Linked DNA regions of Homo sapiens: region 1 is linked to region 2. A link is an interaction called in ENCODE POLR2A ChIA-PET data of the cell type or tissue named here. Cell type or tissue: PC-9. All regions are shown on one strand. Links, peaks and the distances in the headings refer to the core of each region. The heading gives the core; the rest is flanking DNA.

What was found. ChIA-PET counts read pairs that join two places held together with the same protein. Peaks named below come from ENCODE experiments on the same cell type or tissue, not always from the same donor. Only the 100,000 strongest peaks of a DNase experiment are listed, where the experiment ranks them.
Region 1: POLR2A ChIA-PET joins it to region 2 with 5 read pairs; 4 of 35 experiments call an interaction of 5 or more read pairs at or near these places.

The regions. Positions count from the first base shown.
Region 1 is chr12:95,119,788-95,136,402 of GRCh38, forward strand. FGD6 (FYVE, RhoGEF and PH domain containing 6) reads right to left here. Exons shown (of 21, transcript NM_018351.4): 8 at 14,952-15,039. It also overlaps the pseudogene RPL14P4. Among named protein-coding and RNA genes, the nearest start is that of NR2C1, 54 kb to the left of the region's middle. RefSeq lists a silencer at 13,113-13,313. In PC-9, for the core only: no CTCF peak of the experiment used is centred there; no DNase peak of the experiment used is centred there.
Region 2 is chr12:95,172,710-95,189,324 of GRCh38, forward strand. It overlaps FGD6 (FYVE, RhoGEF and PH domain containing 6), which reads right to left. Exons shown (of 21, transcript NM_018351.4): 3 at 1-35. Among named protein-coding and RNA genes, the nearest start is that of FGD6, 36 kb to the right of the region's middle. In PC-9, for the core only: no CTCF peak of the experiment used is centred there; no DNase peak of the experiment used is centred there; H3K27ac peaks cover 481 bases.

The DNA.
Region 1 (16,615 bases), core at 7,473-11,472, 54 kb before region 2:
CACACGCCTATAATCCCAGCTACTCGGGAGGTGGAGGCAGGAGGATCGCTTGAACCCAGGAGGCAGAGGTTGCAGTGAGCCAAGATTGTGCCACTGCACTCCAGCCTGGGTGACAGAGCAAGACTCCATCTCAAAAAAACAAAAATAAAAATAAAAAAATAGGCCAGGTGCAGTGGCTCATGCCTGTAATCCCAGCACTTTGGGAGGCTGAGGCGGGAGGATCACGATGTCAGGAGTTCGAGACCTCCCTGACCAACATGGTGAAACCCCATCTCTACCAAAAATACAAAAGTTAGCCGGGTGTGGTGGAATGCTCCTGTAGTCCCAGCTACCCAGGAGGCTGAGACAGAAGAACTGCTTGAACCCAAGAGGCGGAGGTTGAAGTGAGCTGACATCACGTCACTGCACTCCAGCCTGGGTGACAGAGTGAGTCCGTCTCAAAAATAAATAAATAAAAATAAATAAATAAATAAATAAATAAAGCATGCCTTCTTCCATATTTCAGATTCTTTTCTTGGGATCAGGGAGAATAATTTATTTATTTATTTATTTATTTTTTATTTTTTTTGCTTCATGATTTGTGATATAGAAAAAAATTAAAGTTAAAAAAAATTTTAGGCTGGGCATGGTGGTTCATGTCTGTAATCCCAGCACTTTGGGAGGGTGAAGGAGGTGGATCACCTGAGGTCAGGAGTTCAAGACCAGCCTGGCCAACATAGCGAAACCCTGTCTCTACTAAAAATACAAAATTAGTAGGGCATGGTGGTGTGCGCCTATAGTCCCAGCTACTCGGGAGGCTGAGGCAAGGAGAATTGCTTAAACTCCGGAGGCAGAGGTTGCAGTGAGCCGAGATCGCACCACTGCACTCTAGCCTGGGTGACAGAGTGAAACTCCACCTCAAAAATAAAATGAAATAAAATAAAATATTAAATTATTTTTGGGTGCTTGATACATATCACAAAAAACCTTTCCTAAAGGGATGTGAAACTTTTAATACAAATATATGAGAATAACAGTTTCAGTAAATGCCAATTTTGTGTGCTGCAGTTTTTTATTGCTAATAGAATTGGTAACTGTTTTATTTGATAGTTATCATTCGAAGGACACAATACACCACTATATATTTATTATGTGCTCTTTTTTTCTAAGTTATTATATTTGTTCATATTTTTAGTCTAGATGTCTATTTTTAGTATTTGTGCTGAAATGAAAATTTCCTAGAGGTATATTTTCTGATGTGCTGTTTGCCTTTTTACTTTGACTGTATTTTAAACTTTTATAATATTTTAATGTTATTATAATGGTGCAAATGTGCCTCAAAAAATAAAATAAATAAAATGAAATGAAAAGTGTCAATATTTTCATTTACAGGCTGGCTGCTGTGGCTCACCCCTGTAATCCCAGCACTTTGGGAGGCCGAAGCGGGCAGATCACTTGAGGTCAGTTGTTTGAGACCAGACTGGCCAACATGGTGAAACCCTGTCTCTACTGAAAATACAAAAAATTAGCCGGGCATGGCGGCAGGCACCTGTAATCCCAGCTACTAGGGAGGCTGAGGCCGGAGAATCACTTGAACCCCTTGAACCCAGGAGGTGGAGGTTGCAGTGAGCTGAGTTCACATCATTGCACTCCAGCCTGGGTAATAAGAGTAAAATTCCGTCTCAAAAAAAAAAAAAGATATATATATATATATGTATATATATATATATATATATTCCTTTATAATTAATTTTTCTGGGCCTACAAAACTATCTTTCATCCTGTCCTCATTTTAGAGTTTCAATAAATAGCCAGTTTTATAATTCTTCATATTTAGCTCTGATTTTATTTGTAGTATATGTATTAATGTAGGAACCTTAATTTGTTTTTCAAATTATTATTATTTTTGAGATGGAGTCTCTCCTGTTGCCCAGGCTGGAATGCAGTGGCATGATCTTGGCTCACTGCAATCTCCGCCTCCTGGGTTCAAGGGATTCTCCTGCCTCAGCCTCCCCAGTAGCTGGGACGACAGATGTGTGTCACAACGCCCAGCTAATTTTTGTACTTTTAGTAGAAATGAGGTTGTACCATGTCGGCCAGGCTGGTTATTTTTCAAATTATTAATAGGTTATTTAATAAACAATCTTTTTTCTATTGTCTTGGGTTTCCTACTTTGTCATACATTAGATTCTTATAAACAGTCCATTTCAAGTTACTTCCTTATTACATAAGGAATAATTCCTTTTATAAAAAAATTAATAGATCTATTCTTGCAATGCTATTGTGTAACTTTAATTGTTGATGCCTTAGAATATGTATGCACTGGCATTTGCCTCCCAGAATATTATTTAACAATGTACATATCCTATTTATTTCTATACACAAAATCATTTTGACAAGTAACAATAAAACTCCAAAATTCTAAGTTAAGTTTAATGAGAATATGTAATGTCATGAATATATTAGAAGCTAAGTAAATGGTACTATAATATAAGGTATCATTTTATGCACAAATGCTAAAACTGTGGCCTTCCTGAGGACAGAAAGCCTGATTTTAATTATTGTTGTAGCCCCTGCACCTAGAAGAAGATCTGCTATGCCAGGCACAGTGGCTTGCACCTGTCATCCCAGCACTTTGGGAGGCTGAGGCAGTTGGATCACCTGAGGACAGGAGTTTGAGACCAGCCTAGCCAACATGGTGAAACCCCGTCTCTACTAAAAATACAAAAATTAGCCGGGCGTGGTGGCTCATGTCTGTAATTCCAGCTACTCGGGAGGCTCAGGTGCGAGAACTGCTTGAATCCAGGAGGCAGAGGTTGCAGTGAGCTGAGATTGCACCATTGCACTCTAGCCTGGGCAACAGAGCGAGACTCAGTCTCAAAAAAAAAAAAAAAAAAAAAAAAGGCTCTGGCCTTTGGCTCTAATTCTTCTGCTTCTCAAATACTCATTCAATTCTAGTCCTTGAATCTGTATGTGGCCTAGAACCACCTCTTATAGATGTGGTGCTTGCCTAAGTTAGAAAGTGTCATCTCGGGAGGGGCACAGTGGCTCATGCCTGTAATCCCAGCACTTTGGGAGGCCAAGGTGGGCAGATCACATGAGGTCAGGAATTCGAGACCAGCCTGGCCAACATGGTGAAACCTCGTCCCTAATAAAAATACAAAAATTAGCTGGGCATGGTGGTGCATGCCTCCAGTCCCAGCTTCTTGGGAGGCTAAGGTAGGAGAATCACTTGAACCTGGGAAGTGGAGGTTGCACAGCCTGAGCGACAGAGTGAGACTCTGTCAAAAAAAAAAAAAGCGATCTTTCTGGGCTCTCAGGTTGCCTTTCTGTGAATTAGAAAAGGTCCCTTTCCTGGGCCAATGCACCCCCTCCTCACCAGGGCACAAAATATGGCAAGGAAAGGATCACCTGAGGACAGGAGTTTGAGACAAGCCTGGCCAACATGGTGAAACCCTGTCTCTATTAAAAATACAAAAATTAGCTGGGTATGATGGCTCATGTCTGTAATTCCAGCTACTTGGGAGGCTCAGGTTGGAGAACTGCTTGCAGGCATCCTTGTCCAAGAATTATGTAAGGAAGCCCTGATCTATCCTAGACTTTGACACAACCCTGGTCCTGAGGCGGCATCCCCACAGAACTCACAAACCAAACCCAACTCCAGGCTCATCCTAAGGCAAAATTTTGACACAGATCTCATGATAGATGGTATCTCCCCAGGTCCCTTTTTAGTGGGAAAGTCTAGCTAGGCATATCCAGAATGTTCTAAGAAGAGGCAAACTGCAAAAGTCAATATACATTTTTTTTTTTTTTGAGATGGGGTCTCTCTCTATCCCCCAGGCTGGACTACAGTGGCGCTATCTCTGCTTACTGCAAGCTCCGCCTCCTGGGTTCATGCCATTCTCCTGCCTCAGCCTCCCAAGTAGCTGGGACTACAGGCGCCCACCACCACACCCAGCTAATTTTTTTGTATTTTTAGTAGAGATGGGGTTTCACCGTGTTATTCAGGACGGTCTCGATCTCCTGACCTTGTGATCCACCCGCCTCGGCCTCCCAAAGTGCTGGGATTACAGGCGTGAGCCACCACGCCCGGCCAATATACACACTATTTTGACTTGACTTGTCTGAGACTGCTTTTCTTTCTTCCTTTTTTTTTTTCTTTTTTGGAGACAGGGTTTCCCTCTGTTGCCCAGGCTGGAGTGCTATAGCTCACTGCAGCCTCCACCAACCTCGACCTCCTGGACTCAAGCGATACTCCTGTCTCAGCCTCCTGAGTACCTGAGACTACAGGTGTGTGCCACCATGCATGGCTAATTTTTTTTTTTTAAAGAGGTGGGGTCTCCCTATGTTGCCCAGGCTGGTCTTGAACTCCTGAGCTCAATGGATCCTTCTGCCTCGGCCTCCCAAAGAGCTGGGATTACAGGCGTGAGCCACCGTACCTGGCCTGAGACTGCTTTTCTTAGTGGATACATTTTCTAGTAGCTGCCAGTTTATTAAGCAGGAATCTTAAGTGTACGGAAATGGCCTTGGCACAGTCGAGCCACACTTAAAAGAAGCTGTTACCCATATTTGGTCTGTACCACCCTGAGTATCAACAAAGCAAACTTACGTTTAGGGACATAAGCACATTTTATTACCTAACAGCCAAGCGAAGAATAAAGCAAATGTAAGCACCACAGTTCAAATTTGATTAAAGTTCAGTGTTTTCTCCAACTGAAACAGGTCCTGATGAGAGCCCATGATTCTGACTAAAACTGTGAGAGCAACTTTAGCAACAGATTCTGCTTGCTATAGCTCTGCCAAGACAAGTCCCAGCAACAGAGGCAATTGGTTACTTGCAGGAAATCTGGGTCAAATCTGCACTTAGAATTGGAAAAAGAATGGCTTTGTAGCAATGTCTATGGGTAGAATTTGGGGTATCTGCAAACTTGGAGGGCAAAAAGAGGCACACAAACAAACCCACCCTATTTTCACTAACCTCTACGTGTAAAATAGGATTTTCTTCCATCATAAATGTAGGTGCAAACCACAACAGTATCAGTGATATCTGTGACTTTATCACCACAGATATTTTTATAGCATATTACAGTTGTGGCAGACATCTTATCCCTCTTAGCACTCCTCTCACCCCTACTTCAAAATCGTGGTACTTATTACATCTGCCACCTGATCTTATTTAATGCAGTACTAAAGAAGTGCATGCATTAATTACTATGTCATGATTAAAAAATATTTTATTACTGTGATTGTGGTATAGCAAAAAAAAATTTTTTTTTAATAACTGTACTTCAGCCCAGTTGGTTTTCCCTTTAATCTTATGTAGTTTATTCAGCACTTAAAAAAAATTATTCTGAGAAGGGCTCATAGGCTATATCAGACTGCCAGAAGAATCTAGGCACAAAAAAATTTAAGAACTCCTGTTCTACAGAGAAACTAAGATTACATTTAAAAGCTCTAAGCTAATAAAACAGGTGGATGAAATGTGCTACCCTTGATCTTAGCCAAAAGGCCGAGAAGCGATGATGAAATGTGCTTGCCTCATATACCCTAAACACTTTCCATAGCATTAAAATATTTCATGGATGGCTAGGTGTAGTGGCTCATGCCTATAATTCCAGCACTTTAGGAGGCTGAGGTGGAAGGATCCCCTGAACCCAGGAATTCAAGATGAGCCTGGGCAACATAGTGAGATCCCATCTCTACAAAAAAAATAGAAAAAATTAGCCGGGTATGGTGGTGCATGCCTGTAGCCACAGCTACTTGGTACGCTGAAGTGGGAGGATCTCTTGAGTCTGGAAGGTTGAAGCTGCAGTAAGCCATGATCCTGCCACCACACTCTAACCTGGGAAACAGAGCAAGACCATGTCTCAATAAATAAATAAATATTTATATTTTGTGGATACCTGGATACAATTTATTCAATACTATCTCTCAAAATACCTTTTTCACAACTACAATTAAAAATGAATTCCTTCTCACCGACTGCCGCCAATATGGTGTTCAGGCACTTCATGGAGGTTGGCTGGGCAACCTACGTCGCCTTTGGACCTCATGCTGGAAAATTCATTGTGATCATAGATGTTATTGATCAGAACAGGGCTTTGGTTGGTGGACCTTGCGCTCAAGTGAGGAGACAGGCCATGCCTTTCAAGTACATGCAGCTCACTGATTTCATCCTCAAGTTTCCATACAGTGCCCACCAGAAGTATGTCCCACAAGCCTGGCAGAAGGTAGACATCAATACAAAATGGGCAGCCACACAATGGGCCAGGAAGATTGAAGCCAGAGAAAGGAAAGCCAAGATGACAGATTCTGATCATTTTAAAGTTATGAAGGCAAAGAAAATGAGGGACAGAATAATCAAGAATGAAGTTAACAAGCTTCAAAAGGAAGCTCTCCTGAAAGCTTCTCTCAAAAAAGCACCTGTTGCTAAGGGTGCTGCTGCAGCTGCTGCTAAATTTCCAGCAAAAAAGATGACCGCTGTGGGCAAGAAGGCTCCAGCCCAGAAGGTTCCTGCCCAGAAAGCCACAGGCCAGAAGGCAGCACCTCCTCCAAAAGCTCAGAAGGGTCAAAAAGCTCCAGCCCAGAAAGCCCCTGCTCCAAAGGCATCTGGCAAGAAAGCATATGAGGCAACTATAAAAACAATAAAGGTTCTTTAAAAAAAACAAACAAAAAACAAAGGCCAGCCATGGTGGCTCACGCCTGTAATCCCAGTACCGTGGGAGGCTGAGGCAGGTGGATCACTTGAGGTCAGGAGTTTGAGAACAGCCTGGCCAATATGGTGAAACCCTATCTCTACTAAAAATACAAAAAAATTAGCTGGGCATGGTGGTGCATGCCTGTAATCCCAGCTACTCAGGAGGCTGAGGCAAGAGAACTGCTTGAACCCGGGAGGTGGAGGTTGTAGTGAGCCGAGATCACACCACTGCACTCCAGCCTGGGCGACAGAGTGAGACTCAGTCTCAAAAAAAAAAAAAAAGAAAAAGAAAAAGAAAAAACAGAACAATAAAAATTAGCCAGACGTGGTAGTGGGCACCCATAACCCCAACTACTTGAGAGGCTTTGGTGGGAGAATTGCTTGAACCCAGGAGTCGGAAGTTGCAGTGAGCTGAGATCATACCACTGCACTCCAGCTGGGGTGACAGGGTGAGACTTGGTCTCAAAAAAATAAAAAATAAAAAAACAGGAATTGCAACAGAACAAGAACTGAGCAAATTACAACATGAATTCTGAATTCTGAGTTGCATTATCTTCCTAATTTAACATGGTTGGAACTACCTTATATCAGACACCTTTGGGCTCGTCAGAAACTAGATAACTAGATTCCTTGTCTGGAGTGCAGGACAGCCCTACTTTTTTTTTTTTTTAAATCAAGTTCTGCCTTAGAGAAAGTGTTAAAATAACTTTGATACATACAATTAACCCTAGGTTTTAAAATAAATACTTGCTAAACAGAAGTTTTCCGTAAGGGTTTTTAAAAAAGAGTCATCTATTAGCGGCTGGGCGTGGTGGCTCACGCCTGTAATCCCAGCAGTTAGGGAGGCCGAGGCAAGTGGATCACGAGGTCAGGAGTTCCAGACCAGCCTGGCCAATATGGTGAAACCCCGTCTCTACTAAAAATACAAAAATTAGCTGGGCATGGTGGCACGTGCCTGTAGTCCCAGCTACTCGGGCGGTTGAGGCAGAAGAATCACTTGAACCCAGGAGGTGGAGGTTGTAGTGAGCCAAGATCGTGCCACTGCACTCCAGCCTGGGCAACAGAGTTAGACTCCATCTCAAAAGAAAAAAAGTCATCTATTAATTTAATTGTGATCTTTTTTATATGCGCTTGTTAGCCTGTACATAGCTCAAATTTATAGCTTCAGAACACTATAACAGATGTTTTAAATATCTCATTTTCTACCAACATGAGAAATCCTAGATTTCTAAAACCTAGAGGCAGTTAATATCATCCTAAAGGCAAAGACAACGAGAAAAAGTAATATAATATGTTGTTAAAGTAGCCTTTTATATAACATAAATATTTTGAACAAGATCAAAGAAACCACCTGATCCACATTTAATCAAAGGACTATTTTTTTCTAACTACATAAGTGGAAAAGACTTATCAGAGGAATTTTAAAATTCCTGTATCTTATATTTTCTCTATCAGGATCCTTACTGATTTAACTTGTTTCAACACTAATGTAATAACCTTCCACAAATGAAAGGCTTTTTTCTGAAAAACAAATTATACAACATATAGCACAGGTAGATGGAAAAAAACTAAAAGGATATGTGATAGCCATCTCTGGATGGTAGAAGATGAAAAAAGACTTAGTTTTTTCATAATCCTTAAATATTTTTGTATGCACAAAAGATCCCTTCAAAGACAAAAAGTGGCCCTTACAAAAATAACACATCACCAGAATATACTTTCTCAAACTGAGTGAGTATCTTTTGTGACTGCTACTTGCACTGAAGTCTGCCTCTGACTTTATTTTTTTGAGATGGGGGTCCTGCTGTGTCGCCCAGGGTGAAGTACAACAGGCACGATCATGGCTGATTGCAGCCTTGAACTCTTGGGCTCAAGTGATCATCCTGCCTCAGCTTCCTCAGTAGCTGGGATGACCGGTGTGTGCCACCACACCCAGCTAATTTTTAAATTTTTCTTTTGTAGAGACAGGGTCTCACTATGTTGACTAGGCAGGTTTCAAACTCCTGGGCTCAAGCGATCCTCCCAACTCAGTGCTGGGATTACAGGCACGAGCCACCATGCCCAGCCCTGCCTCTGACTTCAAGGGGTTTACAATCTAGTGGAGAAGATAAGGCACAGATCCATGGTATAATTAAACAACTAAAAGATTTAGTCACAAGACAAAGGGCAAGATCAATACAATTTTTAGGAATTGAGAAGGAGAAGGCTCAGTGGGGGCCTAAGTGATTGGGCATGACCTCAAAGAGGAAGACTGTAAGCCCCATCAGGGCAGGGGCCACCACTGGGTTGTCTGCCAGTGTATATGGGTGTCCAGCTCAGGGCCAACTTATATAAATATTTGTTGGTGGAGTAATTAATGGAGGAGAGAATCTGGTTTTGAAGGACAGCTTTCAGGAGACAGCAAGAAACCTACTATAGCTAGACTAAAGGAAAAGAAGGTTCAGGTAATTCTGGGTTATAAACTGGTCTTTATACTATGAATAAGTGGGTTTTCAACTTTTCTAATAAACAGAATGAAAGTGTGTCCTTGGAAGAGAAATTAGGCAGTAACTGTGCTAGGCTACATGGAGGGGTGATAAGAGGTAGCATGACCACCAGCAAGATATTGCTATAAAATGGCGTGAGTTTAGAAGGGCCTGGCCTGGAGCCTAACAGAGAAATAGAAGGAGCAGAAACTAGAGGTGGAGGAAAATTTGCTGGCAGATCCTACAGGGAGGAAAGAGAAAAGGGAAGGATTTCAGTCCTTTCCATAATTTTGTGACTGGATGACTGAAAGAATGCTTTTAAACATTTATTAATCCATCCGTCCATGCATCTATGCATCCATGCATCCATGCATGCATGCATGCATCCATCCATCCATCCATCCATCCATCCATCCATCCATCCATCCATCCATCCAACATTCATTGCTGCTACCGCATGGGGATTCTCAATCTTATAAAAAAGAGCAACTCTCCCTTTCCCTAATTACACCTGTCAGTTGACTGAGTCTCTGATGTGTTCCAGGATCTATGCCTGACACTGGGATAGGATAATAAAGATGGTCTCTACCCGGAAGAGATGAGAAAGAAGAAGATAAGTAAAAGTTAAGGCTGCTCTGATAACTACAAGTTAAGAAAACAGATAAGTCTGTTTTCTTCCCATTCTTCCCAACTTCAAACAGGATCCAGCCTGATAAACTGGCCTTGAGTAAAATTTACAAGTTTTGTTTGTTTGTTTTTTCTGAGACAGAGTCTTGCTCTGTCACCCAGGCTGGAGTGCAGTGGTACGATCTCAGCTCACTGCAACGTCCACCTCCCAGGTTCAAGTGATTCTCCTGCCTTAGCCTCCTGAGTAGCTGGGATTATAGGCGCATGCTACCACGCCCAGCTAATTTTTGTTTTTTTTTGTAGAGACAGGGTTTCACCATGTCGGCCAGGCTGGTCTCGAACTTCTGAGCTCAAGCAATCTGCCCACCTCAGCTTCCCAAAGTGTTGGGATTACAGGCGTGAGCCATCATGCCCAGCCAAAATTTATAAATATTTAGGCTTAAATTATATAAATCACTGATTTTGTTATACAACTATATGCATTCTTTTAGATCCGGTTTGAACTGATCTTAAAAAAATACTAACAAGAATGTAGGTGTAAGTGTTTTACTACCATGCAGGAAGAGATTGCCCAAATAGAATACCCTATAGAAACCCAAAGTAAGTCCAGAAAAGAAAACACTGGAAGACAATACCATGGTTATTTGAACAGCAGTGACAGACTGCTCTATCTGGGGATTTCCGCTGATCTTTTCTAAAAGGATTCCAGAAGAAACCATCTTATCTTATCATCTATGCATATCTCAGTGGGAGGCACAAACCTACTTACATTGAATCAGGCAGGACTCCTTCCCCTTCTCAGCCTGAAACTTAAAACAGCAAAGTTGCCAGGAGTTGCCTCAAATGAATGAAGTACCACTCCTGCCTGCTCTTGTATATTTTGTGCATTTGGAATCAATCCAAACTCCAAAATGGAAATAAAAGTACTTAACCTCACAAAGTTGTTGGAGGATTAAATCATTTGAGCTTTATTATCCAAAGTAATTAACATGTTTGAAAGATGCAAATTTAAGACTTAAAATCCAACTTTAAAAAATCTCAGACTGGGCCCAGTGGCTCAGGCCTGTGATGCCAGCACTTTGGGAGGCCAAGGCAGGAGGATCACTTGACCCCAGGAGTTCGAGACCAGCCTGGGCAACATGGGGAAACCCTGTTTTTACATAAAATTTAAAAAAAAAAATCTCAGTGCCTAGACAGCAGTACTTTCACAGCAACAGTAGATATGTCTTGCAAAGTAAAGAGTAATCAGAACATCACAAAAATGAGTACTGGAAAATCAGAATTTTAAATAAAAATAAAAAGCATCAGTTAACAGGATGGATCACTTAAATACAAAAATAAAAATAAAAAAGCAAATCTTTAGTATTGACCTGCAAGGTTATAGGAATGTCCTTAGGATTATAGGAACATAGGTGCTTCAATTAAAGCTGTGTAGCCTTGGGAGGACATTTCACCTTTGTGCTTGTGCCTTTCTTTTTAGGAGAAGATATCATCTCTAATATAAATGTTGTCTCAATGTCATTCTTTGGACAAAAAACATTTTGGCTAAAGAGTTTTTTTTTTTTTTTTTTTTTGAGAGGGAGGTTGCTCTTCCTGGCTAGGCTAGAGTGCAATGGTGCGATCTCAGCTCACCACAACCTCTGCCTCTCGGGTTCAAACAATTCTGCCTCAGCCTCCTGAGTAGCTGGGATTATGGGCATGTGCCACCATGCCTGGCTGATTTTTGTATTTTTAGTAGAGATGGGGTTTCTCCATGTTGGTCAGGCTGGTCTCGAACTCCTGACCTCAGGTGATCTGCCCGCCTCAGCCTCCCAAAGTGTTGGGATTACAGGCGTGAGACACCACACCTGGTGAGATGTTTTAAACCTAGCTTAAAACCAATCTAAATTACTTCCTGAACAGCTTCAACATATCCAAAACTGACCCAGATATTTTGGAGGCCACTAAATTATAGATATAAGACACACTCCCTGAACTCAAGGTTGGAGAACTGAAGCAATCAGAGATGGCTACAAAGAGAATGGACTTCTGACCTGACTTCAGGTCAGGCTTAGGGGAAGGAAAGAATTTTAAGCAATGGAAGAAAAGGCATAGGATGAAGAATACAAAGTCTACTACGTTCTTTAATTTTAGTCCTGATTTCGTGGCCTTGAATAAGCCATTCATCACTTTTCCCCCTTCCCAAATCCACCAGTATCGAGGGCCTATTATATATAAGGTATTGTGCAACAATTAACGAATGGAAAAGCCGAGGTGGGCAGATCATCTGAGGTCAGAAGTTTGAGACCAGGCTGGCCAACACAGCAAAACCATATCCCTACTAAAAATACAAAAATTAGCCAGGTATGGTGGCAGGTGCCTGTAATCCCAGCTACTTGGGAGGCTGAGGAGGGAGGATAACTTGAACCTGGTAGGCGGAGGTTGCAGTGAGCTGAGATTGTGCCACTGCACTACAGCCTGGGTAACAGGCAAGATTTCATCTCATAAATAAATAAATAAATAACAGAAAAGATTTCCCAATCTAAGATTAAGTAAGAGGTAGCTCAAACTAAAAATAACTCCAAGCTCACATGATGTTGGTATTATAAAACAAAATTCTTCTTCTTTTGTTTAAGAGACGGAATTCTCACTGTCACCCGGGCTGAAGTGCAGTAGCATGACCATGGCTCACTGTAGCCTCAAATTCCCGGGCTCAAGCAATCCTCCCGGCTCAGCCTCCTGAGTTGCTGGGTTATAGGCATAAGCCACTACACCTAGTTAAAATCTATTTTAGTAAAGAGAGTTTTTTAAAACCTGCTTTTGTCATTTCACACTTTCTCAATAAAAAACAAACTAAGCATGAAACCTAAATTTAACATATGTAGACTTTTTACTACTTAGAACAGTCGTAGTGTGTAAAATAAAATAAATAATATGGCCGGGCACCGTGGCTCATGCTTGTAATCCCAGCACTTTGGGAGGCCAAGGCAGGCGGATCACAAGGTCAAGAGATCAAGACCATCCTGGCCAACATGTTGAAACCCCGTCTCTACTAAAAATACAAAAAATTAGCTGGGCGTGGTGGCATACGCCTGTAGTCCCAGCTACTCGGGAGGCTGAGGCAGGAGAATCTCTTGAATCCAGGAGGCGGAGTTTGCAGTGAGCTGAGATTGCACCACTGCACTCCAGCCTGGCAACTGAGCAAGATTCCGTCTCAAATAAATAAATAAATAAATAAACAAATAAATAAATAAATAATATGTAAAAATTAATCTTTGCACTAAATTTTCAGATTCTTGTTCCATTCCCCTCCCATTTGAAACTACAGCTGTCTTTTGCCACTAAAAACAGTACTTCATTTGACAGCTATGGAAAGAGCCTATGCCATTCAATAGCTGGTTTATGAGAAGCACTGAGTTTATCTAGCAAAAACACAACATGTGTATCAGTACTTCCCTTTGTCCTGTGTATTCTAAATCTCTGCCAAAAGCAGAAGTAAGAAAGTACAGAGGGACAGGATATCCTTAAATTATTCAGTTGGCTTTATGTCATTCCAGACAGAAACCTAGTGCCTGATTCATCCTTAGAAATTTAAATTAAGGGCCAGTTGTGGTGGCTCACGCCTATAATCTCAGCACTTTGGGAGGCCAAGGTCGGCAGATCACTTGAGGTCAGGAGTTTGAGACCAACCTGGCCAACATGGTGAAACCCCGCCTCTACTAAAAATACAAAAATTAGCCGGGCATGGTGGTGCACACCTGTAATCCCAGCTACACAGGAGGCTGAGGCAGGAGAATCGCTTGAACCTGGGAGATGGAGGCTGCAGTGAGCCAAGATGGCGCCACTGCACTCCAGCCTGTCCTGGGGCTAAAAGGTAGGTCTTCCTCGTGAGCAGTCTGTCACTAGGCAAGCTTTGAAGTGCTGAAGCCTTTTCCCTAAAGAGAAATGAGGAAATCCTGGTTTTTCAGGATTCACCTATTATCTCCAATATAGCTCTTGGCTTAAGAGAGTGAAGTTAAGAAGAAAAGCATGGACACCATTTCTTAAGGAGAGTAACAGAAACCCAGTACCTCCAAATTTACTTATAGAACACATTGACTTTACGGTTGTGGCCACATTTTGACGTTCTTGTCCATTTTGATACAATTTTAATGCGTATTATATATGCATATTAAGTCACTGTACATCCAATACAGTTCAGCAAATATTCCAGAGACCCTAGTAGTAGGTGTTGGGTAACTATGTTTGGTACTGAGACTACACTAGCCTTTTTGTGATGCCAAACCACTTAATTTCAATAAGCCTGTTATCTCATCTGTGAAGATAAAACTGATATTTGCAAGGCTATGGTGAGGATTTAAAGAGCCAGTGAATATAAAGGCCTGATTACAGCAAGTTCCTTCACTCAAACACAGTGTTTTTGCTTTTTTCTTTCCTTCTTTTTTCCTTACTAAACAGACATAGCTCTATAATCTTGAAGCTTACAGTCTAGTAGAAGATAGACTATTATCATAAGGAAATAACTATCAGGATAAGAATACTACTATTACTAATAATAGTAAAAGCTAATACTTATGTAGAACTTGTTATAATTAAAGCATTATTCCTGTTTTTTTTAGACAGGGGTCTATGTTTCCCAGGATAGTCTCAAACTCCTGGGCTCAAAGATCCTCCCGCCTCAGCCTCTCCAGTAGCTGGGACTACAGGCGTGTCCACTGCACCCAGCTACGGTACTATTCTAAGCACTGTCCACATTTAGCTCATTAATCAAACCTTATAACAACCTTCTGAGGCAAGTAACTAGGGCTATGATAATGCTATATAAATATGTGGGAGTGACCCTCTAAACTCCACTCTCGAGTAGTTGGGGAACGTACCTTCTTGGAATTAATAATATTAGCCAGGTGAAATGATGCACGGGTATGGGCTTGGGATGGTCAAAGATGTTCTGAATTAAAAAGCAGCTACATGTATGAATGCCCTGAGGTGAAAATGCACACATGGATGGATGATCAAAGAACCGAAAGCCGTTCAGTTCAGGCAACGTATATGTAAAGTATATAAGCAATCTACAAATCCACGTATTAGGCAACGTGGTGACGGGGGTGATATACAAAGAGAGGCACCCGAGTTTCATAAAGGCAAGAAGAGTTGGCTGATGGATAAACCAACTGGGTGGTTGGCAAAATGCTGGAGAAGCCCACCTGTCAGCAACAGCCTGTACTGGGGGATCCTCTGAACCGGCTTGAGCAGGTAGTGCTTGAGGGCCAGATTAGCACAGCGAGGGCTCATCTGAAAGGAGAAGGCATCTAAATTAACACAGTGTTTTCTAAGAAGCAAGGGACCCAGATTCAAGTGCTCAGGAAGCCAAACTTTAAACATCAAGCAACTCTGGAAGGAGATTCGTAGAGAGGCTCCCTTTTATTTTAAGGTACAGCTGTTAGATACACTGAGAGTGAACCCCAGCCAGACTGACCACCAACCTCCACCCTTTCCTGTAGGCAGTCCCTGAAACCATTTGCTCCTAGGAAAAACTTGTTAACAACCCTCTCAAAGAGCGTGGTAGCCACAGTCTGTGTCCTAGGCTAGTTAGAGCCCACCCTACTCAGCAGCTCCCACTTGTATTGATAAATACAAACAAATCCCAATGGACCAAGAAGGAAATGCATGGCCCCTAAAATAAGGCAGTGGAAATACAACTGCCAGGAATTGGATTCAAATGATAATCAGAGCCTTGTGGTCAATATAGTCAAAATAATGGTGGTGGCAGGGAGAACTGTAGAAAGTAAAGATAACCTGAAAAGCGGCCTTGCTAAGTATCCCTTCTTTAAGAAGTCTGAAGAATGTAAAAGTCTTTTGCAGATGAATGGCCTTATAAAAAGATAGCCCCCAAATCACAGCATTTATAGGAACATTTGATTATGGAACCACATTTTGGCTTGACTACAAAGACATTTGGTTATCCCTTGAAACCTCTCTTCCTTAGTATGTACAACAGACATCTATCTCGGCCCATTCCTGAGCCTCACCCTCATTCTCCAACCTAAGAGTTTACTGTGAGGTGGCATCAAAAAGGCCAAGTGAAAATGTCCCTGCATCCTAAGAACTACAAAAAAGAGTCACGCTTCTAACATAGCGCAAGTTGGTTGATAAGTTTTGTTAGATTTGCTCAGACTTTTATCATTTTCTAAATATGTACCACCACTATCTGGTACACAGAGTGATTATGAAATTATAATGATAATGCATGTTAAGAAAGTATCTTTCATCCAAGCATCATTAACCCAGATTACTAATTCTCCTGGCCTTATGGCTCCCCGTTTTCTTTTGCTAACAAGGTAACACAACTCACTGGACTCTTACCAAAACCTGGGTCAATCATCAGTTGCCACAATTACATTGCACTTTGTTTTTTGATAGCACAAAGACAACAGAGGAGAGGAAAAGAAGAAAAAATTACAGATGACTTTAAAATTTAATTATTTGTCTATTGCACAAATCAGAAATCAGCAATACCATACTATTTTAAAAACTTTTCATTTTGGTTGGGTGAGGTGGCTCACTCTTGTAATCCCAGCACTTTGAGAGGCCAAGGTGGGTGGATCATGAGATCAGGAGTTCGAGACCAGCCTGGCCAACACAGTGAAACCCTGTCTCTACTAAAAATACAAAAATCAGCTGGGCATGGTGGCACATGCCTGAAATCCCAGCTACTCGGGAGGCTGAGGCAGGAAAATCACGTGAACCTCGGAGGCAGAGGTTGCAGTGAGCCGAGATCACACCACTGCACTCCAGCCTGGGCGACAGAGCTAGACTCCATCTCAAAAAACAAAACAAAAACAAAAACAAACAAACAAAAAAAACCCTT
Region 2 (16,615 bases), core at 8,486-12,485:
CAAGATCATTCTGTTCCTCCTGGGATGCTCCTGAACTGCATTCAACAGAAAGCAGGTATTAGTCACCTTCAATAATAAGAAGTGCTAGCAAAACAAAAACCAAATCAACATCTTATCTTCATAATGCAAACAAGATATATCTAAGGGATGTGGAAGAATGAAAAGACCCAGATCAGCCAACTTTCCCTTCCTTCACCCTGTCTCAGCTGCCAAAAACTCAAATTAATTTTTTGAATTTTTAATGTTAAGAAGGTGGGTGGGAAGCAAGTTTCCCAGCTGCTCCCATCCTATGCTTCTATATATCCCTCCCAAAGAAGATCAGGTCTCTACTCCTAGAATAAACTAAGAAGCTTTACAGAAAGTGAGCTGGTTTACCATAAAAGGCTGCCAGGTATACCAGAAGAATTGCTGTTTCCTTGGGCCTTGGTGTTTAAAACAACAACAAAAAACAAGTAACAAATCTATGAGGACTCGGGGGTAATAATGGTGACGACAATCAACAGTGCAGGTGCAACTGTGAACATGTACCCTGCTCTATGGTTATCACTGTTCTGTTCACAAGACATGGGGAGGAAGAGGAAATGTTACAAATTCTCAGATTATGCTCAAGACCTGCTGCATTAGAACTACGAGGGGCCCAGGGCCCAGCAATTTGCCCAGCAATTACAACTACCTGGGGCACAGGGCCTAGCAAATAATAAGTAAGCTTGTTTAATGCTTTCCAGGTGATTCTGATACAAGCTGAACTTGGAAAACCACAGAGCCAGGCCATTTACCAATTCCTCCTTGCCAGCCTGATATCATCAAGGTTCCTCCGTTTGTTTTAATATAGATCTCATGAATCTAAAAGCCACTGTTGCAATCCAATCTGTGGGGGGAATTCCATAGGAAAGTTCCCTAAGAAGAGATGAAAATAATTCCTTCTAGCATTGGCTGGAAAGATTCAGGAGCCAATTGCCTGTAGCAACTGCTTTTCTGTCGTAAGTCTACAAGAATATCTGCAGAATAGAAGAGTATAGGTGGGGTCAGTAAAAGATCCACAATCATCAGGAAAAACACTCAAGCAGAATAAGGAGACAGTTGCATTCCACTCTGGCAGGCTCTTTCAGCAGGTCACAGGCAGGTCACTCAACAGCCAAGGTTACAAGTTACGAGAATCTCTAATGGGAATCTTAAAAGCTAAAGATAAATTTTCTGCCAGTTCCTGATTACACATGGTAGGATACAGACTTGCCTCAGAAGCCATTCCTGGAGCCCAACTGTTACACAAACCAGCTGGCTGGAGGCACAGTGCCAAAAGGAACACCTCTCACTGCTAAAGACGGGGTTTTCCATTACTCAATGGCTGGGGCCTCTGGGAGTCATATCATAGCCTCGTAAGGTGGGTGCATACTTTATCACAGCTCCCCAAGACATGCAGGAGACTCACTCCCCGGGGGTAAGTGGTGGATAGAGGATAGCAACTTTCTGGTTAGATCACTGGCAGGATTCACTGTCTCTGGGTGCAGGGATAAGAGCCAACCCCGCCGGATAGTTAATTGTTGACTGAGATTAGCGAGAGCAAATGAGAGTTAACAGGGTGGACAGACTATAGGATCCAACCATATAGCTAGAAGAAAAGGTACCCCACCACTTGTTTTTATCGTAATTCCTTATCTCTTTATATCTTCTAAAACCCTGTTAACACAACACATGTTCAATTTCCAATCGGCAGCAGCATCACCTGGAAGCTCCTCAGAAAACACACGCTCAGGCCACCCACAACCCACCGAATCAGGATCCGTGCTGTAACAAAATCCCAGTCTATGTGTGAGAAGCTCTGCTCTAAAAGGCTTTTTGATCCAGCCCATCTGGGTACTGTTTTAGACTCCTAAGTATAATAGATTCAGATAGTTAGTAATAGGGCTGTGGCACCTATGAAGAAATTAGGTTTATTTGGCCAGGCGCGGTGGCTCACGCCTGTAATCCCAGCACTTTGGGAAGCTGAGGCGGGTGGATCACGAGGTCAGGAGATCGAGACCATCCTGGCTAACACGGTGAAACCCCGTCTCTACTAAAAATACAAAATATTAGCCAGGCATGGTGGAGGGCGCCTGTAGTCCCAGCTACTCGGGAGGCTGAGGCAGAGAATGGCGTGAACCCGGGAGGCGGAGCTTGCAGTGAGCCGAGGCTGCACCACTGCACTCCAGCCTGGGCGACAGAGTGAGACTCCATCTCCAAAAAAAAAAAAAAAAAAAAGAAATTAGGTTTATTTTGTCTGAAGAGAGGGGTGAAAGGTGTTTCTTGGTCAAACATCATTTGGAAGGCTATTATTAAGAATATAGTAACTAGGTGTTGCCACATCCATTAGGGATACAAGAGGGATTAAAGTACAAAGTGAACATCTGAAAACAAGAAAAAAGCTTTAAATATTAAAACTACATGAATCAAAACACAATGCCATGAAACAAGGAGAGATTTTGGTGTCTCTTCTGAATCCTTTAACTATCTCACTAAACTGCACTTGGTGGTAGACTTGTTTCCCTCATTAAAATGTAAATTTCCAAAGACAAGGAAATTGAAATTGTGTTTTCCAGCTGAATCCTCACCATACAGCCCAACACACAAGAGACCCTCAAGAATTTTTCACCAAATAAATGAAAATGATATCAGAAAGCAACAGGTGTTGAATTTTAATGGTGCAGGTGGCCTGAACCAGGGTGGCTACATCAGGAATTGAGAGAAAGGGATGGATGTAAGAGGAAGAAAAATCAGGGCCGGGTATGGTGGCTCACACCTGTAATCCCAGCACTTTGGGAGGCCAAAGTGGGTGGATGGCTTGAGCCCAGGAGTTTGAGACAAGCCTGGCCAACAGAGCTAAACCTGTCTCTACTAAAAATACAAAATTTAGCCGGGTGCAGTGGCATGTGCCTGTAATCCCAGCTACTAGAGAGACTGAGGCAGAAGAATCACTGGAACTCAAGAGGCAGAGGTTGCAGTACTCAGGAGGCTGAGGTAGGAGAATCGCTTGAACCAGGGAGGTGGAGGTTGCAGTGAGCCAAGACTATGTCACTGCACTCCAGCCTGGGTAACAGAGTGAGACTCTGTCTCAAAAAAAAAAAAAAAAAAAAGAAAAAAAAAAAGAAAAATCACCAGGACTTAGGGTAAAGGGGTGAGGAGGAAAAACTTATGGAAGACATCAAGGTGTCAAGTCCAAGTCACAAGCAGAATGAGGGTGACATGAACTGAAACAAATGTTAAAACAAGGGAGCAGATTTTAAAGGAAAGATAATGGTTTAGCAGCAAAATCTAGGATCCACATTTTACATGTTCATTTCTAAAACAATTACTCTATTTTCCCAAACAACTGTTGTCAGCTTCTGAATCTACCTAGATAATTTTAGATTTCTATTTTTATTTTTTTGAAAAAATAGACAAGGGTCTTGCTGTGTTGCCCAGGCTGATCTCAAACTCCCAGGCTCAAGCAATCCTCCCACCTCAGTCTTGCCAAAGTGCTGGGATTACAGGCATGAGCCACCATATGCAGCCAATTTTAGATTTCTGATAATGAAACAAGGACTCCTTACTAATGCCAATTGTATAGTTTGGAGTTCTGTTTATTTCCTTCCCACTGTCCGAATGATAACATCCTAAGACTGTCTGCTTTGTGGGGTAAAGGAACAGGACATAGGGCTTCCTCCACGTCTTTCTGCCTAGTTAGTTCATAATTTGATATCTGAAGTAAAAGGAAAGTAAGCTCCAACAGCAACCAGAACAAAGAGTGGGCTCTACTTCCCCAAGCACCCTAAGTCAGATTTGCTTCTGCAAGAAGCCACAGTTTCTAGAAAATCAGTTTGTTTCCAGTGCACTGGAATTAAGACAAACAAGTAAAGCCAGACTTAAATTCCTACTGATGGGTAACTGTTTCCTTCAATTCCACATGCTAACATCTACACATCTGAAGTGAAGACTACATGATGCCATCACTTTTTAAAAGTTATTTTTTTCTATATGCTAGTTTCTATATATTTACAGCACACCTCCACTGGAAGTATATCAAATTTTTCTTTCAGGTAATAAGTCACAACTAAAGTGAAGTCCTTCTCTTTTAGAAGGAATTATCTTTTAAAATTTTAATTTATTTTATTATTATTTTTTGAGATGGAGTCTCACTCTGTCACCCAGGCTGGAGTGCAGTGGTGTGATCTCAGCTCACTGCAACCTCGCCTCCCTAGTTCAAGCGATTCTCCCATCTCAGCCTCCTGAGTAGCTGAGACTATAGGTGTACGCCACCATGCCCAGCTAATTTTTGTATTTTTAGTAGAGACGGGGTTTCACCATGTTGGCCAGGCTGGTCTTGAACTCCTGGCCTCAGGTGATCTGCCTGCCTCAGCCTCCCAAAATGCTGGGATTACAGGCATGAGCCACCATGCCCAGTGGAATTATCTTTTTTAAAAATACTAAATCCATTTCCTCTAAGAGTTTTTAGGAACAGAAAACCTGTACAATGATAAGCCAGCATAGCAACTGCCAGGTTCACCAAAAAACATCCTTCTGAGCCCCTACTAAATTAAAAATTCCAGCAAGGAGAAGGGATAAGGGATCGGATGGCCGAGAGAAGGAAAGGAAAAGCTGAGTTAAGAATGGCTTCTCTGTTGTTGACAAATTCCAGCTATCTTTTTCTTCTTTTGCCTGTGGTTTTATTCTGAGCCCCTTTACCAAGGAATGTTTCATGTAATTCCTCCCAAGCTTGAAGAAAGAAGTTCTTTCCAATTCCCTCACCTTCAGAAGTTTCTTTCTTATTTCCAAGTCACCACATGTAAATCTCAACTTCTGTGGTCTTTCTCTTCCTCTTCTTTCTACTCCTGGCCCAAACTGAACAGAAACCTGCTTGTCCTCAGGATGTTGTGATAATTTTTTTTCAAATGCTGTCTCATTATGACTTGGTGATTATGTGTTTCCTTTGGCACATTTCATATTTATCACAGAATGAGGGGAAAAAAACTACCATTATGGGCTTTAAATTAGCAAAATAAATTTCAAGTTATTTAGTAGTTATTATAGCACACTAACTATAAAATTGGTATACAATTTTCACCAAAAAATTATTTCTATTTTGTTTTACCAGGAAACATTTCCTTCTGTTACTTCAGTTCCCTTATAGGACTGCAGATTCCACTGTCACAGTAAAACCATGAATCAAATCAATTTTAAACAACAATTTATTTATTTATTTATTTATTTATTTATTTATTGGTACAGACAGGGTCTCTCCCTACATTGCCCAGGCTGCTCTTGAACTCCTGGCCTCAAATGAACCTCCTGCCTTGGCCTCCCAAAGTGCTGGGATGACAGCATGAGCCACCGTGCCTAAAAAAAACTATTTAAAAAATCCTTCTTACTCTCCTTTTCAGGTCTTCTCAATTACACAGCAATTCTAGAATTTTCTCCATCCCTTACTCAAGTAATGTTCTTGAGGTCTACCACCAAAATGAGTTTGGAAACATGGCACGACTTGTGAAATAGGCATAGTTGGCCATTTGCATCCTCCAAAAAGCAACCGTCACGTATGCACATCATGTTTTTAGGTTTTTCAAACACAAGATGGTGCACAATTATTTTAAGTATGTGCAGAGCCAGGTGACAGGACTGAACAAATATCAAGTTCAACCAGTGTGACTCCTGAGTGCTGGTAGGTAAAGTAGGTAAACTAGGTAAACCAGATCAACTAGTAGGTCTTTCTCCACTCCTAACTGCTTTCACAAAAAAGAAACATCAATGCTTCAGTAATACGTAAGGCTATGGATGCTGATGTTCTTATTGAATAAGTATAATAGCAGAAATCCTTCCCCCTGAAAGAAAAGGACATCTATCAATTTTTTTATGTCCTTGCATTATAAAGGTATCAAATATATTGATTTTTAATCTTCTCTTCGAGAGGTTGCTTGATTAAAGGTTAAGACAAATTTTAATTTAAAAATTAATGATTTTATTATCTCAATTTCAGTTTTTAAAATCCTATAATGTATATATGTAGTGTATAAACTTTTTGAGTTAAATTCTTTAGTATTCACAAAATAAAAATAAATAAAATCACTAAAATACTTAAAGGGACAGTACCACAGAATTTTGTTACTTAAAGATAGAAAAAATGAATAAACAAAGAAACTTACAACATAAAATGTACACGATCAGTGTTTTATTTTTTCATTCTTAAGTTTTAGAGGTTTTAACAACTGAGCCTTTCAAACTAGCAAGCTAGGGTTCTATGGCTTCAAAAAAAAAGAAATCACACAAAAATATCCAGCTTCCCTGAAATATAAACCAGAAACTGTTTAAAACTGTCTCTGGGTGACTCTGTTAGGGTAAAATGCCAGGCTTCAAATGATGGATATTTTTTAAAAACAGGCTTGCTTCATTTTCCAGAAGCAACCTCCACCTTTGCGAATACCATTACTATCACCTTCCCCCAAGTAATTACGAGGATTCTTAGAATTGTATGCTACTGACTAAAGACATAATCAGAGCCGGGGTGGTGACTGATGTCTGTAATCCCAGCACTCTGGGAGGCTGTGGGGGGTGGGGGTGATTGCTTGGGCCTAGGAGTTCGAGACCGGCCTGGGCAACACAGGGAGAGACCCCATTTCTATGAAAAAAAAAAAAAATTGCATGGTGGTATGTGCCTGTGGTCCTAGCTACCTAGCTACTTGGGAGGCTGAGGTGGGAGGATCACTTGAGCCCAAGAGGTCGAGGCTGCCTTGAGCCACAATTATGACCTTGCACTCCAGCAGGTGAGGGACCAAGACCTTGTCTCATAAATAAATAAATAAGACCAAAATCATAATCAGTACCTTGAGGCTGCTATTTAAAATACAGTCCTCACAAGACAACTCTGAAAATTGTTTAAAAAACAAATAGAATGCAAAATTCTTTAAAATAGAAGAGTACCTACCCATATGCTTGCAACTTTTATATGTAATTGGCTTTAAAGTCATTCATTAAGATTTAACATAAAGAAGCAGTCTTAAAGGGATCTTCCTTCAATAGCCATTAAAAAAAGACCGGTTAAATAAATTGGGGTTATACATTCATATAATGAATTACTAAACAGTTATTTAATTTGTTTAGTAATTACTAAACAGTTATTTAACAGGCTAAGGCAGGTGGATCACCTTAGGTAGGAAATTTGAGACCAGCCTGACCAACATGGAGAAACCCCATCTCTACTAAAAATACAAAATTAGCCAGGCGTGGTGGCACATACCTGTAATCCCAGCTACACGGGAGGCTGAGGCAGGAGAACTGCTTGAACCTGGGAGGCCAAGGTTGCGGTCAGCTGAGATCCTGCCATTGCACTCCAGCCTGGGCAATAAGAGCGAAACTCTGCCTCCAAAAAAAAAAAAAAGGAGGTAGATCTATGCACAGTGGCATAGATCATTCTCCAGGAAATATTGTTAGGTTAAAAAGAAATCAAGGCACAGAGTGTGCTCCTATTTGTGTAGAGAAGCAAAAAGAAGAGTACATATACACAAAACCATGTAAAAAGTGTGTATATTTGTGTGTGTGTGTGTGCACAAACATGCTGACATATACCAGGCTGTCCCCGAACACATTCAGAAAAACTGATAAATATAGTTGAAGTACAGTTGCCTCTGGGACTAAAGTCCTGAGAATAAAAGACAGATTTTTTTTTTTTTTTTTTTTTGAGACAGGGGCTTGCTCTGTCACCCAGGCTGGAGTGCACACCCAGGTTAGAGTGCAGTGGTGTGATCACAGCTCACCGTAACTTCTGTCTCCCAGACTCAGTGATCCTCCAGCCTCAGGCTCCCAGGCACTTGGGACAACAGGTGCGTGCCACCACACCTGGCTAATTTTCGTATTTTTTCTTTTGTAGAGACTGGGTTTTGCCATGTTGCCAAGGATGGGCTCAAACTCCTAGGCTCAAGTGATCTGCCTGCCTCAGCCTCCCAAAGTGCTAGGTGTGAGCCACCACTCCTGGCTGAGAGATTTTATTATTTGCCCTTCAGTACATTTTTAAAAGTTGTTATCACGTGCATTTTTACTTTTTCAAAGTTGACCACCCCCCCGACACACACAGAGTCTGAAAAGCTTCATAAAAGGTGGTTCAAAGCATATATGTATTTATACATATATACACATATTTTTATATGTATATAAACTCTTTAGGGATAGTTTATTTTCTTCCCAGGATGATGAGATTAAAGATATTTTCTCCTGTTCTTTCCCTTTCTCCCCCAACCCCCAGACTTGGAGGTCTGTGTAAACATTTTCAGGATTGCCGTTTCAAAAAAAAAAGAAAAAATCTCTTTTAACTATTGCTTAAGTTGTTAAGATATATAAATTACGGCTTTCCCTTACTGCCGAGAGGGGTTTGTTTGGGAGAACCTTAAGTCTAAGTCTCTAAATAATAGGTAGGAAGGGGAGATCTGGCTAGCCAGTTGATAGCTTTAAAAAAGAAAAAAAGAAGTCAGTAGAGGGATGTTCAACAGCCTGCAGGGCCCACAGAGTAACCACACAACTTGTTGACTACGTCACAGTGAACAGCAACATAATAATAGGGTCCGTCTCCCATAGTTCTCCATTTGGTTGTGGGAGAGCTTCCTGACCTGCAAGTAAAGATGATCATGTGCTTCAGGGTTCCTGGTCCTATCTTAATGACACAGGAGGAGCCCCATGGTGACAAGAGTCCAACAGACACTCTTGGCCATCTAGCTTAGCTGGGAGGCATCCAGGTCAAACTTAGCTAGAAGGAATCCAGGTCTAGCTAGAAAGGAATAAATTGTTACAAAAATGTCTCCTGAAACAAGCACTACATAAAATAAATCTGCAACATTTAATTACCATCAATTTTGCTTTCTTAGAATTGGGATTCACATCACGAAATGTGGACAACTTTCTTGTTAATACAAATAGAAAAGCATTCTGAGCTTGAGGTTGCCTCCAATAAAATATGGCAAGTTCCAGTTGGGCACAGTGGCTCACGCCTGTAATCCCAACACTTTGGGAGGCTGAGGCAGGCAGATCACAAGGTCAGGAGATCAAGACCATCCTGGCTAATGCAGTGAAACTCCATCTCTACTAAAAATACAAAAAAATTAGCTGGGCGTGGTGGCGGGCGCCTGTAGTCCCAGCTACTCAGGAGGCTGAGGCAGGAGAATGGCGAGGCAGAGCTTGCAGTGAGCTGAGATCACGCCACTGCACTCCAGCCTGAGAGACACAGCGAGATTCTCTCAAAAAAAAAAAAAAAACAAAGGCAAGTTCCCAATCCAATTCCATCATTGCACCAAAGATGATGTTTCTCTTATTGAAAACGAAAAAGTTTTAAGACAAAGTTAGAGTTGACTTAGTATCATTTCTCCCCTTCACATCCTCATTATGTAATATACTGTCTGTTCCTACTTGATGCCAGAAAAAATAAAGGCCATTAGAAATAAATAATGAGGTTGGGATGGCTACAAGAGAATACTTCACAGTTGCATACACATATTTACACATATATATGTATACATACTTTTTTTTTTTTTTTTTGGAGATGGAAGCTGGAGTGTAGTGGCATGATCTTGGCTCACTGCAACCTCTGCCACCCAGGTTCAAGTGATTTTCCTGCCTCAGGCTCCAGAGTAGCTGGGACTACAGGTGCCCCACCACGCCCGGCTAATTTTTGTATTTTTAGTAGAGACTGGGTTTCACTATGCTGGCCAGGCTGGTGTCGGACTCCTGACCTCAGGTGATCCACCTGCCTTGGCCTCCCAAAGTGCTGGGATTACAGGTGTGAGCCACCTTGCCCAGCCTATACATACATTTTTAAAAATACTTTTGTAATACTTAGAATATATAAAAATGGTGATGCCATTTATTTCAGTAAACATTTATCGAGGGCCTACTATGTTTCATTTACTATTTTAGGAGGCAGATGAAGATAATATTGAATTAGTTACAATGTTCAAACTACAAATTCTATTGACTGCTTCTCTTTATTTTCCTACTGAGACCTTCTTAAACAGATGAAGGCAGAAGGGATTGAGATAACCACAGTAATTTAAGACAAAGGAAAGAACCACTTTCTAAAAAGAGACAACTTGGCTGGGCACAGTGGCTCACGCCTGTAATCCCAACTACTCGAGAGGGGCAAGACTGGTTAGTAAGTTAGTAGAAAAAACAGCTCATCCTTTGACTACCTTCTCTAACAGGGTGACCACTTTGTCCTGGTGTCAGCTGTACACACCCCTTTGCTTCCTCTAAGGTCTTGTCATCATAATCCTAACAGCCACTGAAAAGGTGGCGAGCCTTTTGGAAAATATGACTACTCCGCCTGGCCACGCTATGCTCTTGATTGTGAGTCAGCACAAAACCATTGCGGTGCAAGGCTGAAAATTAAGGCCCAATATTATGCTCTGCCTTGACATCTGGGGAAAATCAGAAGGGCTCCAAATGGTCTCACTACACACTGCCCTTCCCACTATGCTTCTGCTGATAAAGTCCCCTGGCCACCCTCTTAGTCACAAGGACCAGGTGCAGTGTCTGCCTAGCCCTGAGAAGTGGGTTTTAGTTCCCTGCCAGTCAGCAGAGAGTCATTTAAACAAGCCAATCACATCCTCTCATGGGAACCAGGAGTGACCCCCACCCTCTTGTATACAGCCTGCCTCCCGCAACCCCTAGTTGTTCCTGAGTACAGGCCTGGGTGGCCAGGTGTGGCATGCTGTGCCCTCCTCTAGGCTGGGACTACATGTGAATGAGAAACTGCTGTTGATCTCACCCGTCCAGTGTCGAGCATCAGGATTCAGCCATTCCCGTAACCCTAAGCAGAAATCCCTCCCTCACTAACGGGGTGAAGAGGAGGTAATTCAAACAACCTCCAAGGCCAGGAGCGGTGGTTCCCAGCAATTTAGGAGGCCAAGGCAGGAGGATCATTTGAACCCAGGAGTTTGAGATCAGCCTAGGCAACACATGGAGATCCCATCTCTACAAAACATAAAAAATTAGCCAAGTATGGGGGTGAACACCTGTGGTCCCAGCTACCTGGGAGGATGAGATGGGAGGATGGCTTGAACCCACAAGTTTGAAGCTGCAGAGAGCAGTGATTGTGCCACTGCACTCAGGCTGGGTGACAGAGCAAGAACCTGTCTCAAACAACAAAAACAACAACAAAACAACCTCCAAAAAAGGTGCCATTGTCTGGGATCGCGAGGTACAAAGCAGGTGCACTGGCAGATTTTAATAAGATTATCCTGAGAAATTACATTGAGAGGTGTACAAAGTCAGCTTTGTGTTTACCTAAGTATATTTTGCATATACATCTAGACTCTGCCATGATACACTCAAGCAATTTTCAAGTTAAAGGCATTAACTTACATGTTCCAGAAATGTGGCATATTCCATGTTACAGAATGCTAAATGTTACATTATATACAGACCCCACTATAATGAAAGGGTAGGGGAATTACAAGGAAACCAATAGCCAAAACCAAAGGACTTCTGCAATCATTCCCAGATGTTATTTTATCTAAACCTATTTAAGTGTATCAGTTTCCAATAGGAACTACAATCATATCTGGGATTTCCCACTAACATGGGGGAAAAGGATCAAAGGCTTCTTGGGAGCCCATGAGGAGCCACAGAGGGGGAGGTTAGTCATTGCTCAAGAATAAATCTGTCTACTTCCTTATTTAAAACTATATACAAGTAAGCCTATTTGCCATCTTTCTTCTTCAGATTCTATTCACACAAATGATATGTCTTCAAGGTCTACTCTAGACCAGTTATAAACCATCAATAACCCCCCAAAACCATAAGGAACCCACATCTTTCTGAGACAGCACCCTGGGGAAGCTGTAGAGGGTGTCAGGAAAAGACATGGATTTCTTCCTGCACGTTTTTTTTTTTTTTTTGAGATGGAGTCTTGCTCTGTCGCCCAGGCTGTAGTGCAGTGGTGCGCGATCTTGGCTCACTGCAACCTCCGCCTCCCAGGTTCAAGCGATTCTCGCGCCTCAGCCTCCTGAGTAGCTGGGATTACAGGTGTCCACCACCAAGCCCAACTAATTTTTTATATTTTTAGTGGAGATGGGGTTTCGCCATGTTGGCCAAGCTGGTCTCAAACTCCTGACCTCAAGTGATTTGCCCGCCTTGGCCTCCCAAAGTGCTGGGATTACAGGCAGGAGCCACCACACTCAGCCTTTTTTTTTGAGACGGAGTCTCACTCTGTCATCCAGACTGGAGTGCAGTGGTGCGATCTTGGCTTACTGCAACCTCCGCCTCCCAGGTTCAAGCAATTCACTTGCCTCAGCCTCACAAGGAGCTGGGATGACAGGCGCCAGCCACCATGCCCAGCTAATTTTTGTATTTTTAGTAGAGACAGGGTTTCACCATGTTGGCCAGGCTGGTCTTGAACTCCTGACCTCAAGTGATCTGCCTGCCTCGGCCTCCCAAAGTGCTGGGATTATAGGTGTGAGCACCCGGGCCCTTCTTCCACTCTTAATCCCACGCATCAGTGAGTCCTTACACCAGTTACATTGCTGACTAGTTCTGTGTTTATTTTTAGCTTCTTTGATTGGGAAACCAAAAAAAATCACTACTTTTCTATCAAACTCAGATTACATCTTCGAAAGCGAGAGTCAGGGAAAATGGAAGGGAAGTGAAAATAAACGTGTATTCAAGTAAAATAAACATTCGCTTCTGACAGGATCACAAACATTTATCACAGTTTCATACATTTCTACGAGGGAAGGAAAGGCAGCAGAGAAGAAAAAAAAAATGCTCTTTCAGCCTAAGAGACCTGCATTTGAAGGCAGGGTCCACCACTCATGGCTGTGTGTAACTGGCTAGTTAATTGGACTAAGTTTACATTTCCCTATACTATAAAATTGAGATAATAGGCCGGGCGCAGTGGCTTACGCCTGTAATCCCAGCATTTTGGGAGGCTGAGGCAGGAGGATCATGAGGTCAGGAGTTCGAGACCAGCCTGGTCAACATGGCGAAACCTCGTCTCTTCTAAAAATACAAAAATTAGCCAGGCATGGTGGTGCGCACCTGTAATCCCGGCTACTCAGGAGGCTGAGGCAGAAGAATTGCTTGAACCTGGGAGGCAGAGGTTGCAGTTAGCTGAGATTGCACCATTGCACTCCAGCCTGGGCAACAGCGCAAGACTCCATCTCAAAAATAAAAATAAAAATTGAGATAACATACCACCTGCAATGAAGATTAAATGAGATAATGTGAATATATCTGTTATATGCAATGGACAGGAAATAAAGACAGCTTTTTAAAAAGCAGGCATGAGAAAGGGGACAACATCATAGTTCATCCAGTAAGCAGAATGGCAAGAGGAACTGAAAGTTGTTCTTGTTCCCCCTAGAAATCCCAAAATGTAGTATAATACCTTTCTTGCATGAATGTATTAACAAATGAATGGATTCCATCCTAATATCTCACACATACATAGTATAGTATGATTAGGCAAATCTAACCTGCTGCCTGTTTTTGTAAGGTCTATGAGCTAAGAATGCTTCTTATATTCTTCTTCTTTTTTTTTTTTTTTTTTTTTTTTTTTTTTTTTTTTTTGAGACGGAGTCTTGCTGGGTCACCCAGGCTGGAGTGTAGTGGCACAATCTCGGCTTACTGCAACCTCTGCCTCCTGGGTTCAAGCAATTCTCCTGCCTCAGCCTTCCAAGCAGTAGAGATGGGGTTTTGCTATCTTGGCCAGTCTGATCTTGAACTCCTGACCTTAAGTGATCCTCCTGCCTCAGCCTCCCAAAGTGCTGGGATTATAGGCATGAGCCACTGTGCCCAGCCTGGCTCTTATATTCTTAAATCATGAAAAAAAAAAAAAAAGAACAATATTTTGTGACACATGAAAATGATTTTCATGTCCATAATGAAGTTTTATTGGAAAACATCCATGCTCATTTGTTTCTGTACTATCTGTCACTGCTTTTGCACTACATTGGCAGAGCTGAAGAGATGCAACAGAGACCTATGGCCTGCAAAGTCTAAAATATTTATCATCTGGCCCTTTACGGAAAACGTTTGCTGATCCTTGGTACAGCAGATTACCCAAAAGAAGCAGTATATTTCCTTTGGGGCAAAACTGCCTGTGTTCGAATCCGAGTTCTGCCACATACTAAGTAGGTGAAATTGAGTCAGTTTTTAACCTCTCCGTGCCTCAGTTTTTCCTCCATAAAATGAGGATCATAATATTGCCTACCTGACAGAATTTTGTGGGGATTAAACAAATTAATACAAGCAATGCACTAACAATGCCTGGTACACAGAAAGCTCGTTTGCTCACTCACTGTTTCTCTTGTATATACTTAAAAGTCTAGAACTGTATAAAAAGTGACTTCAGGCCGGGCATAGTGGCTCATGCCTGTAATCCCAGAACTTTGGGATGCCGAGGCGGGCAGATCATGAGGTTAGGAGATCGAGACCATCCTGGCTAATACGGTGAAACCCCATCTCTACTAAAAATATAAAAAATTAGCTGGTCGTGGTGGCAGGCGCCTGTAGTCCCAACTACTCGGAAGGCTGAGGCAGGAGAATGGCATGAACCCAGGAGGCGGAGCTTGCAGTGAGCCGAGATCGTGCCACTGCACTCCAGCCTGGGAGACAGTGCAAGACTCCATTTCAAAAAAAAAAAAAACAAGTTACTTCAGGCTGGGCGTGGTGGCTCATGCCTGTAATCCCAACACTTTGGGAGGCCGAGGCGGGCAGATCATGAGGTGGGCAGATCATGAGGTCAGCAGATCGAGACCAGCATGGCCAATATGGTGAAACCCCGTCTCTACTAAAAATACAAAGATTAGCCAGGCATGGTGGCATGCATCTGTAATCCCAGCTACTTGGGAGGCTGAGGCAGGAGAATCACTTGAACCTGGGAGGCGGAGGTTCCAGTGAGCCAAGATTGCGCCACTCACTCCAGCCTGGGTGACTGAGCGAGGCTGCGTCCCCAAAAAAAAAACAAAAAAAAAAAAGTGACTTCAGAGAGGAGCTTCTGCATTATCAATCATGTGAAACAGCTCATCACCAGCTTAAAGGTCTGAGTCAAGAACTCCTACAGTGAGGTCATGTGAGCCACGGTTTTGCAGCAGGTTACTCCTAGAGCTCATTTTCCATGTTTAATTTCACTACTTATTTTTGGTAGCTTACTACTTGTACAGTAATATCCTGAAGCTCAGAATAACTACAGTTTCATGCATATCTCAATATTCTTTCTTATTTCTAAAACAATTTTAGTCACATATAATGACGAATTCACAGGTATTCCACTAGATCTCAAAGTACCTTTTCAAGTATGTTTTGAAAAGCTGGCTTTGTCCCTCTTTGCTTAATAATGATCACATTGATGCGACAAAGGCCAAGGTGGCCGATGAATGACACTGATAAGCATACCTCACGTATGCAATAAAGTTGCTGATTTCTCTAGTAATGTAAACTTCATTTTGCAATATAAAGCAAAGAGTCCTATTTCTTTTCTAAATGGAAATTTTCATATTGCACTGAACTAGAAAAAGCCCAGTAGAATGCAATTTCAAAACAGTGATCACTTGCTCTGAGCTACTAGCTGAAGGCACAGAAAAAAAATGGGGAGAAGAGGGAAGCAGAAGAAATGAAGAAACCAGAAAACAGTAAGTAAGGCAAGGTAAAGGAGAGAAATAAGCAGATGGGCAAAGCACCATCCGTGTGTGTGTGTGTGTAGAGGACATGTTACCACAGACACAGGAGAAGGAAGACAAGGTTCCTGCCCTGGGGAAAATGGAGCTGTCAGCCTTTGTCTTTCTCATGTACCTCAAAGATAACAATAACCTCATAGGGACAGAGTTTACTCCTAAACTTTCCACTTATTCTAAAACTTTCCATGTGAAAAATCAAAACAAACAAAACCCCCAAAACCTTATCTCTCCAGTGGAACGGAGGTGGATAAAGAGAAGAAAAGGAGGGAGGATTTTACTTTTCACTTCATGTACATTTAACTTTTTTTAAGACAACAATTTTATATAACTTTTATAACTAAACAAATACGTAAAGAACTGAAAATCCCCATTCTCTCTTCTCCAAGTTTACTAATCTCAGTTATTTCAAGTATTCCTTAAAAACAACTTTTTTTTTTTTTAATACTTGGTAAGGAAAGGTCAAAGGTAAAGCAGGCAGAGAGGATGAATTAGAGAAAGCTATCCCCATCTGCTCTTCCCACAAAATGCAAAGAAAGAAAAGAAAAAAATCTGGACATGTTGACATGTGGATTACAGCAATAGTTTTTGGTCTACTTCATGTAGATAATCTCAAAATGAATTCTCTAATTCCCTAGACCACTCCCCGCTCTGAAAATAATAAATTCCCTGTACTTTGTAAGGTAAACCCAGTGAACAAAGAATATTTTCACCCTGGGCATCAGGAAATTATGTATAGCAAAATGGAAGCTTCTATACACCCCCACACCCGTGTTCACAGTCACAGATTTTACTTAACAGAACCCATCCACAGGGTATTAGCTGCATAGCCAGCACAGATATTTACTGGGGCCAAGATTTCAAAGACCAGGCAGAGAAGACATTAATTTGTAGAGTACAAAAGAGCACACAAAAAATGTTTTTGCTTCTTAACACTGTGAGGGCTCAATAAG